Linked DNA regions of Mus musculus: region 1 is linked to region 2. Evidence: chromatin loops called from intact Hi-C (ENCODE). Cell type or tissue: left cerebral cortex. All regions are shown on one strand.

Region 1 (5,000 bases), 61 kb before region 2:
ACCATGCTTGGCAGTTTGACTTGAGTTTTAGAATTACACTCAGATTCTCACACTCCTAAGACAAGCACTTCACTAACAGAGCTGTTTCCCAGCCTCTGTATTCATTCTTGCTCCCGTCAGGTACATTCTTATTGAGACCATAGAAATTTGAAAAATGCCTTTGGGGGTGAAGAGATGGCTTATCAATTAAGAGCACTTGTTCTTGCAGAGGACACAAGTTCAAGTCTCGGCACCCACATGGCAGTTTACAACCATCTTTAATTCCACAGGATTTCATGACCGTTGAGGGCAGCAGGTACAGACACGTTGTGCAGACATACACGCAGGCTCAGCAGACATTCGTACACACAAATAAAAGTAAATGAGAAGATTTCTGACCATATGAGCCTCCTGACCTAAAATCCCTAAGTACCCCTATTGCAGTTTGGTAAGTGCTTAGTGCTTGCTGCATATAGTGTCTGTGAGCTAAGGAGTGATTCTGTGTGTTTTTCTCCAGGATGAAGGTCTTCTCCCAAATAAATATTTTGAAGTCGACTTTCCAATGATAGTCACAAGAAAGCTGCTCACCATCAAGTAAGTGTGGCTTTGTTGAGGGGACAGGATGCCAGTTGGAGACTCAGCTCTTGGTGTCTCGGAAGAGAATGCTGCCTTTCGGTTTCCTTTCTTGCTCTGGGACCATGAGTCCAGCATGAGTGCAGTCTTTAACAGTCAGTGCATCCTCTGCACGGCCCTCCTTATTCATTAGTCTAACTTCTCTGAACGCTAAAAATCGACCTATGCAGAGCATAGCTGAATACTCTGAAAATTCTTGGTGATTACTGCTTTATCATGGGGCCCTGAATTAACACAGCGATTTCCCTTTGCTCTGAGTATGTGAAGCGCTGCGAGGGCTCCTCTCAGGGCTTGCAGAGCTGTGGGTGGTGCGCTTTTCTCTGCCTCTTGCTGTCTCATATTTTCTTGGCTGGCCCAGTCCTCATAGACTCGGGAGCGGAGTCCCCAGAGCCCTCTTCTGGAGAGGAGAGTCTTCTGCTCAGACAAGTTGCCTCACTCAGGGTCACCTGGCTAGAACTGAGATCAAAACCCTGCTTTGAAAGCCCTCTGTCAGGACTTAAGAGTTTTTTGTTTGTTTGTTTGTTTGTTTTGTTTTGTTTTTGTTTTAACACTTCTGCCCCACTATAAGTAGATATTTAAATAAAAGCCTTACTATTATGTTGTAAAATCCCCTAGACATTAAAACTTTGTTATGCTGCTGCATCCTTACACATGGGGAGTGTTTTTCAGCCTTTTCTGTGGTCCACGATGAGTTTTGCAGTTTTTCTAAATATTAAATACATTTTATATTAAGTAGGCATTTCAGATGGTGAACAGGGACTCAGAACTGTGTGGTTCTGCTGAGCTCATTATTACCCTGGCTGAACTAGGAGTGAACGGCCCTGGGTGAAACTGAAGCTCAAAGTGGTTTCCTGGAAAGAAAAACAGGTTTTACCTGTGCATAGCCACGCATAGCCATGCGGGTCTCTAGTTTCTGACTGTTTTTCATTTGCTGGGTTGGCTTTAAGAGTCAGTTCTTTGTACCTGTATGACAAAAAACAGCCAGGATCATAAGGTACAATTTTGTTTAAGAGCAAGCAAGAAGTTGGAGGTAGCTGGAAAATCCTGGAACACTTAGAAACTTTGTGTTAGTCTTTTAGTTATTTTTAAATTGAATTATTTCAGGATCAGTGTGTGATTTGAATGACAGATGACAGAATGACTATCCTAACCTGCCGCCTGTGTGGATAGAACTGCTACTGTGCACGCAGGGCCAAATGCAGGTCAAGTGAAAGATTTCTGAAGTGGCCCTTGTGCTGACATTAGCAGTATACCAAACTTCCCTCATCCAGAAGTCTGAAACAAAAGTGCTTCAGAATCAGAAATGACTTCAGCATCATGACCAGTTAGGGACGTGTAATGGTAATGTCTATGCAGATCTAAAGACACCCTGGATCTGTGTCCACAGTTGGTGACAGATGGCTGCATTTTGGCAGTAAGTTCACTCGTGCATTTGCTGACTCCCTTTTCTCCTCTTTTCCATCTTCCTGTAGAAGCAAGCCGCTTTTATTCAGACCCATCATGGAGTTACACCCAGAGGACACGCTTCAAATGGGCAAGTATAGCCTGTGAGCAGTGGGTACAGTCAGGGTCATAACACGCTTAGTTGTCTGAGGCAGGAGCCCCTTCACGCTGTAATATTCTCACTGTAAATGCAGTCTATTCTTTTATACTAATCTGCTCAGCTCCTGCCGTCACCTAGGATCTTCTACATGCCTGTCATGCCCGTTACCACTTAGCCATATCCCAGACCCCTGTGCAGTTATAACTGTTTCTGACACATTCTCTCAGCGCTGAGTTTTACAGATTGTGGTGGGTATTTTGTCTGTCTGTCTGTCTGTAGATCTCTATCAACATTTTCCATTGTGTTCAGAGGTCAAGGTTTTAATAGTCACATGGGTGAGAGAACATATTCAGAGAGTGGCCTTCTCTGATGATCAACACAGTAGTCTTCAGGCACTCCAACAGACCTCCTTTTGTGTACAATTGCAATGGTGCGGCTATATTCCCTGTTACTAGAGTCTACTAAAGTTTCCACAGAGGTGTGAATGGCTGCCAGCCTTTGTCTCCTGTGCAGATCGACTGGACCTGTTGTGGCTATTCACTTTTCTGTAACAGTCATCTATGTACTTGGTTAATTGGTGTCACGTTAGGATGTCAAGGCCACCCTTGCGCTTTGCATCACTTTGATCAACAATGTGCAGATGTGTGATATAGAGCCACCTCCCATCGTACACACTGCCCATGTGTTGTTACCCTGCTTGGCTGGGTTCGGTTTTCATCTTTGCGTTGGATAATGAGCCCCATGATGACAGGAGCTTATTGCCGGCTGGTTTTTGTTTTTTCTTCAGGACCCTGCTAGGTAGCTTGGGCTAGCCTAAAACTTGGGTTTCTTCTGCCCACTTCTCCGTAGTGCTGGGGTCACAGACAATGCCATGCCTAGCTCACACGACATTCTTGGTTATTCTTGTATTCTGAGAATTGGCTCAGTGCTCTGTACATAATGCCAACAAATTATCAGATGAATGGGTAGATGGGTAAATTAATCTTGCATGTGGTCAAGAAATCCTCCTGAGACAGAGTCCCCATTACCTTAAAACAAAAATAAAAAACAAAACTCAAGTGTTCTGGGAAAATTTCTTATCTAGAAAGAGCAGTTAGTAATCTTTAAAAAATAATAAATTAGTCTTTAATTGAACGAATAATGGGTTGAATTGGATGAGTTCAATTCAGATAAGTGTCTTTTGAAATGCTTACTTGAAAAATACCAGTGCTATTGAGTCACTCTGCACACATGTGTGTGAGTGTTATTTTTAGACCTCTGCTTTGCTCATGTCTTTCCCCGAACTGTAGCTTTAGAAGGCAGATGACCACAGTCTCTATCAGTTACCCTTTGCTCTGTCACAAACCACTGCAAACCATGTGGCCCAAAGCCTCTGCCATCTGTTTAGCTCACAGCGTGACTTGTCTCTTTAGTTGGGTTCATTTGGGTAGAACTTCTTATCTGGGCTCTTGTGTTTGCTAAAGGCCTCCTGTGTGTCCCCAGGTATTGTGCTGGGTCAGGCTGACCCTATCTGTTTAAAACAGTGCCTTGAAGGTCTCAGTAACTCCACAGTACTCTAGGCCAAAAGACATCTCCCACACTTCAGTTTACTAATTAATTGGGTTCAAACTTAAGCATAAATGTAACAATTTATTAGTCAGTTGAAGGCAATGGACAGGTTGGACAAGCAGTATTTAGTCATTTAGACATTTAGACATGCTGTACAGCCAAGGCTGCCTTAAAGTTTGATTCCTTCTACCTCAGCCTCCCAAGTACTAGGATTCCAGATGTACACCACTTCTTTACGTGTGACTGTTTCAGTCTTTAACTGCTATTGCTAATGAGAGCTGTGTACTTCACCTTGGAATCAGGTTGGGTACCACCTGTGTCTACATCAACATTCATGGTTTGCTTTTTATCCACAGCGTATGAGAGCTTAACTTCCCGAGGGGATGGTAACATTGGAGGAATTCAAAGGGATGTACTGTGAGACTGTGCTTTGCTTGTATTTGTCTGATGTTAAGAATCCATTTCCTGCAGAAACTCAAAACATTCTGCTTCATCCATGTGAGTTTGCTGTGCCACCCAGGGCACCTCGATGCACTCACTGTCATCAGTTTAACATCTTCAGTACTAAATATAATCATTTGAGATCAGCATTGTCTACACTTATGGTTAAAAGAAATGTAGTCGTGTGGTTATGTTACTTGCCCAGAGCTATAAGGTTGACAGTGGCCAAGTTGAAATGTGACCATGGACTGTAAATTCCATTCAAAGAAGGTTTTGCTTTTGGGTTTTAGTTTGTGATCTGCATAGATCACAATGTGCTGTGATTCCTCAATCACAGAATATTTAGGACCACTTAAAGATTTGGTTTGTTTAAGGTGGGTCTCTCCATGTTGTCCAGGTCGGTGTCAAATTCCAGGGCTCAAGCAGTTCTTTTGCCTCAGCCTTCTGAGTAGCTGGGACTATTTGTTATTTAGGGACTTTTAACAATTTACTACTTAGTAAATTGTGTTCTTGTGCCTCTCTTTATGTAAGGGTCTCGTTGTGTTCATTATTGATGTTTAAGGGTCTGATCCTGCTCATCTTGGGATACTTCCACAGCACATCCCTCAGTCATGACAGGCAAATGCATCTTTAGATACTGCTCCAAGCTCTCTAGTGAAGTTGCTCTGGCTGAGAACCACTGCTTGTACTGAAGAATGGCTCCGCTTATGTAATGAGGATTTGCGTAATTGTCTCTCCTTTGGCTCTGTATAAGCCAGCTCTTAGTTGTTACTTTGTATTCGTTGTAAAGCTTCTCCTTTGTCAGTTCTCTTAGCAGCATGTCCTCTAAAGGAGTGCTGCTCACAAAGCTGCCTGT
Region 2 (5,000 bases):
GTAGGCCTGGTGGCTTCCTGGCTGGGCAACCAAGGCGAGCCTCTGAGCTTGTGTTTAGCTGTGTGATGCAGAAGAGGGCAGCATCAGCTTCAGTGAAGCCCGGAGTATGACCAGCAGGCAGAGATGCCTGCTGAACACGCACCAACATCTTGCTTTTGCAGTCAGCTGTACCGACTGTAGGTACAGCACTTTGGCCACATTTCTGAAAGGCCAGAACAAGCTCTGAGGAGTTGGAGTAAACCATGGATGTTCTCTGTATGTGTTTGTCTCTAAGGCCAACTAGGGCCTGGGGTTAGGGCCTGCTCCACCCATCTGCAGCTACCTTTGCTCCTCTCACCCCAACACAAAGCTCTTCGTGGAAAAACGGGAGCGATTTGCACATTTCTGCTTATGGAAGGGACTGGGCTGACTCCAGCCTGCAGGCTCAGCTTGGAGGACAGGCTGAAGTACATATTCCCAAGGGATGTCCCTGTGGTGAGCCTTGGAGCATGTCCTCATGGCTTCCTTCTCTTCTTGGTTGTAGCGGTGGACACTTCAACCCTGCTGTGTCGCTGGCAGTCACAGTGATCGGAGGCCTCAAGACCATGCTGCTAATTCCCTATTGGATCTCCCAGCTATTTGGAGGGCTGATTGGGGCTGCCTTGGCTAAAGTGAGTGGTCCCTGCTGGGATAGGACTAGTGGCTTGGTACTGATGGAGTCCCCTTTCCCCTCTCTTACCTTTGGGTTTGCTTGAAATCTTAGAAATCTTTCTATTAGTCAAAAAGGCTACTTCCCGGGCCAAGGAGATGCCCCAGCAGTTAAGAGCACTGGCTGCTCCTCCAGAGGACCTGGGTTCAGTTCTCAGCACCCACATGGCAGCTCACAACCTTATGTAACTCCAGTCTTAGGGCTCTAACACTCTTTCCTGGCCTCTGTGGTTACTAGGCATGCACGTGGTGCCCTAGCAGGAGACTTGAACATGCCAGAGAAATGGTCTACCATAGAGCTTCATCCCCTGGATGGGCTCTGTATATAATTCCTGGGGCTCCTTCCCTCCATCCCTCCTGCTCCCCCTCCTTTCTATTCTTCCCTTCTCCCTCACTGTTGACTTCCACCAGTGCCTGTCCCCATGAGACTGACTCACTTTCAACCACTCACTCTGTTTTCTCAAGGCCCTCAGGTCCCTCAATGTCTTCATCTTGGAGAGCTTGAGGCAAGCTAGTTTTGCGCTCTTTTTCTCAGCGAAGATTATTTAGGGGGACTAGGGCCCAACACCCATTATCCTCAGTTTTCAAAGGTGCAAAGCAAGGCTCAGGGAAGTCTTGCAGCTTCTTCGGTTATACATGAAAAGGGGAGAAGCTGGGAAACAGACATGGCTCTGCCCAAATGCAGATGGGTGGGAGCACGGACCTGTGTCAGCTCCCAGCGTCTCTCGTCTAGGCTGAGTGGCTTTTCCTCCACAGGTGGTGAGTCCAGAGGAAAGATTCTGGAATGCATCTGGGGCAGCCTTTGCCATCGTCCAGGAGCAGGAGCAGGTGGCAGAAGCCCTGGGGATAGAGATCATTCTGACAATGCTGTTGGTATTGGCTGTGTGTATGGGTGCTGTCAATGAGAAGACAATGGGCCCTTTAGCCCCATTCTCCATTGGCTTCTCTGTCATTGTGGACATCCTGGCAGGGTAAGTATCCCTCAAAAGTGTGATGGCTGCCCCGTGGCAAATGGAGAGTGGGCTGGCTTTAGGCAGGCAAGAGGCAATGGTGGGTAGGTGGTATCAGGCAGTGCTAGGTGATTTTTGGCTAGAGAATATGGCCACCCTTCTACTTCATTTAGGGCTAAGTCAGAGGTCTGGATGAAAATTCCTAATTTCTGTAATAAGAAATAAAGCATTCCCTCGGGGTGTTGACTCTGTCTTACAAAAAATGATCTCTAACCCTGGTCTCTTTGATTTCAAGCTTCTTGTTAGTTTTGGGAAGGCATTAAGGAGACTCAGGAAAGATTTCTCCCTTGTATAGGTAGTCAAACTGTGGTTCCGAAAGGCAAGAAATGACTCAGGGTCACTGAGAGTCTAAAGAGACAAATCTGGGACAATTATTCACATCTGCTGAAATGTAAGAGGTCAACACCAAAAGTTCAGTTCCTTTTTTTCATTTGGACACAGAACCAAACCTTTCTCAGGCTCAGGGCTCTGTCCCCTTGAATGGTCCGGGAATGCCGTAGCTCAGCAGTAGTGGTGCTTTGCTGCCACCTAGTGACACTTGCTTCACTTACAAGTGTGCTCCCCTACCTGGATGGGCTTCTGGACACAGAACCCACTGAAGGTTATAGATCAGCCTGAAGGCACTGGGTTTGGAGACAGAACCCAGAGCTGAGGTGTGCCTTGGAAACAAGCTCCTTCTGGAAGTAGGGCCCAAGTCTGTGGCATGAGGTCCTCAGTGTGCCAGACACACTTTAGTAACCATCAGGACATGCACATTGTGTCATTTGTTCCTGGCTACAGCCTATGGAGTGGATACTGCCACCTCAGTGGATATGTAGAGAGGTTAGACAAAGGTCACAGAGTAGAACTGCCCGGGCTGGACTTTGAATGTAGGTCAACTCCAAAATGGGCGGAGCTCCTTGGACTTTGCTTTCTAGACTTTGGAAAGGAATGTGCTCCACTTTCCCCTCCTGTCGTGACTAAGCAGGTGCTTTTGCTGACCATTTGTTCTAGAAGTGTGTATGTATGCGGAGGGGCTGATATGATGGTCATGTAGCAATCACCCTTTGTCAGCCTAGAGCTAAGCAAGGCTCCCTTACAGCCTCTGGGATCCACCCAGGGGCCCTGGTATGGGCGTTTAGAGAGGATGTCTGCTTGAGGCTGGCTGTAGGCCTGATTAAGGATGTGGGTTTGAGGTAGGACCTTCTGAGATGCTGGTAACTTGGGTACCTATGTGTCTGCAGTGGTAGCATCTCTGGAGCCTGCATGAACCCTGCTCGTGCCTTTGGACCTGCTGTGATGGCTGGCTACTGGGACTTCCATTGGATCTACTGGCTGGGCCCCCTCCTGGCTGGCCTCTTTGTAGGACTGCTCATTAGGTAGGAGGGTGACAGAGAATCTACAGCTACTAGATTGGCATTCACATAACCTTGGAGGAAAATGGGAATCTTCAGAGGGAAGTGTGCTGCCTCTGCCTAAGGCCTTTGGCTCCAAGTGATAGAGATCCACTTTGCAAGGGGAACTAACTGGCTCTTAGGATTGAAGTGTTCATGGGTGTCACTGGCTCCAAGTAGGACTCAAATGTGTTTTGAAGGACTTGGGATAGTCCTATGGGTGGGTAGGCTTCATGTTTAGGTTGGCTTTAAAATATTTTTTTATCTATTTTTTTTACAACATATTTAGATAATATTCTTTCCCCTTGGAGCACCAATTCCTCCCAGACCTTCCCTATCTTCCCTTGGCTGTGTCTGGGAGGGCTGAGTCTGGGCTGGATGCGTAGCCTTCTTGTAACATTACCCACTGCAGTCTAGAGGCTTCAGGCTATGCCTGGAGCCGGGTGTAAAACACCACTAATCACTCCGTTGCTGATTTCTGAATGGCTACCCATACACACCCTTCTGGATAAGGTATGTGTGGGACCAGAGAGGAAACTGCCCACCCACTGCCTGAGAGGACTCAGCTCAGGAAACCACCCGTCTAGAGAGTTCTGGGCTTAGAGATTTGTAATGGAGAGCTGGGTCTTTCTTGCAGGGGAATAGAGACCTCACAGGGCAATTTATTTTTAGGCTCCTCATCGGAGATGAGAAAACCCGCCTAATTCTAAAGTCGAGGTGAAGAAGAACTGCTGGCGACGTTCCCACTGCCTGGAGTCCTCAGCTGCTTGTCCTAAGTTGAGGACGGAACAATTCCATTATCTCCTGCAGGACCTGAGCTAACAGGAGTCACCATGACAGCAGCTGACCTAGGCCTGGCTTCTCAGGCAGGCAGGCAGGCAGGCGGCTGCTGCTCTGTCCTGAGCATGCTCCTGGAAACCTGGAATTTCTCTGTGCTCATGGAGTGGGCCTGGGGCCCAGCCTAAAGACAGGTAGAGACCGCATAGAAAAAGAGGGTAGGCCTCTTTTCTTGCGAGAGGGCAGGGATTAGAAGGGCTGAGAAGGTGGAGAATGCACACTGTCCATTTCTTCAGTCCTCTTTCTTTTTTACTAGGTTGGGTTTGGAACCCAATTCATGCACACTAGGTGAGCACTTTGCTACTGAGCCCCTGCTCTCCACACCCTCTTTTCTCTTGATTACAGTTACAGAAGGTCTTTCAGGAGCCCAAAGATCTTGCTTCCTCAGCTCCCAATCTGACTTTGTAATAAATGGCTTAGCATTTCATCCCAGGTGTCTGTTGACTTGTCTTTTGTTTAAGACATGGGCACTGATGAGGAGGAAATAAAAGTCTGGGTGGAGAGGCTGGCTTGCAGAGCCAAGGTAGGTACTTATATGGTCCCTTTCAGAGTCTGTCTGCACTCAGATGGAGCCACTGTGGCATTAAGCCCAGAGCACAGTGTTCATTTACTTACGCTCTAGTTGGAAAACCTGCTGAAAATTGAATGTAAAACCCAGGGCCTTGGTGAATGCCCAGTACTACCTGGATATGGACCAATCCATTCATTGCACTCTAGCTAGGGATGAGGTGGGGGTGGGGCAAAGATGCAGGAATTCTTCATGGAAGGAGAACAGCAGCAGATAGCATAGACTGATGAGCCACTGGCATGTGGGTGAGAGACGTGAATAGAATAAAGAAGGGATAAGGAGACACAGTAGTAACACATCTTCCAAGTGGAGCATGTATCTACTCTAAGAACCATGGGGCATGGGTTTGATTCTCAGAACCCACATGGTGGCTCATGAGTGTCTCTAACTCCAGTCTCAGGTATGTCTGGCTCCCCACTCTGGTCTCCTGGGAATGGCATACACACGGTGCACAAACCTAAATACAGGTGAAACACCCACATACCTAATCTAAGAACACATCAAAAAGATCATCCACCATGGTCA

What was found. A loop is a pair of places that touch in the nucleus more often than their neighbours do. Peaks named below come from ENCODE experiments on the same cell type or tissue, not always from the same donor. Only the 100,000 strongest peaks of a DNase experiment are listed, where the experiment ranks them.
Region 1: it touches region 2 in a loop (2.6-fold over the local background); 23 of 42 quality-filtered maps call a loop at or near these places.

Annotation. Positions count from the first base shown.
Region 1 is chr7:123,402,339-123,407,338 of GRCm38, forward strand. It overlaps Lcmt1 (leucine carboxyl methyltransferase 1), which reads left to right. Exons shown (of 11, transcript NM_025304.3): 4 at 497-573; 5 at 2,085-2,146. Among named protein-coding and RNA genes, the nearest start is that of Lcmt1, 27 kb to the left of the region's middle. In left cerebral cortex, no CTCF peak of the experiment used is centred here; DNase peaks (open chromatin) are centred at 936, 1,999 and 4,881.
Region 2 is chr7:123,463,666-123,468,665 of GRCm38, forward strand. Aqp8 (aquaporin 8) reads left to right here. Exons shown (of 6, transcript NM_001109045.1): 3 at 524-650; 4 at 1,444-1,658; 5 at 2,921-3,055; 6 at 3,743-4,338. The coding sequence ends at 3,791. Among named protein-coding and RNA genes, the nearest start is that of Aqp8, 3.9 kb to the left of the region's middle. In left cerebral cortex, a CTCF peak has its summit at 2,233 (motif pointing left); a DNase peak (open chromatin) is centred at 2,236.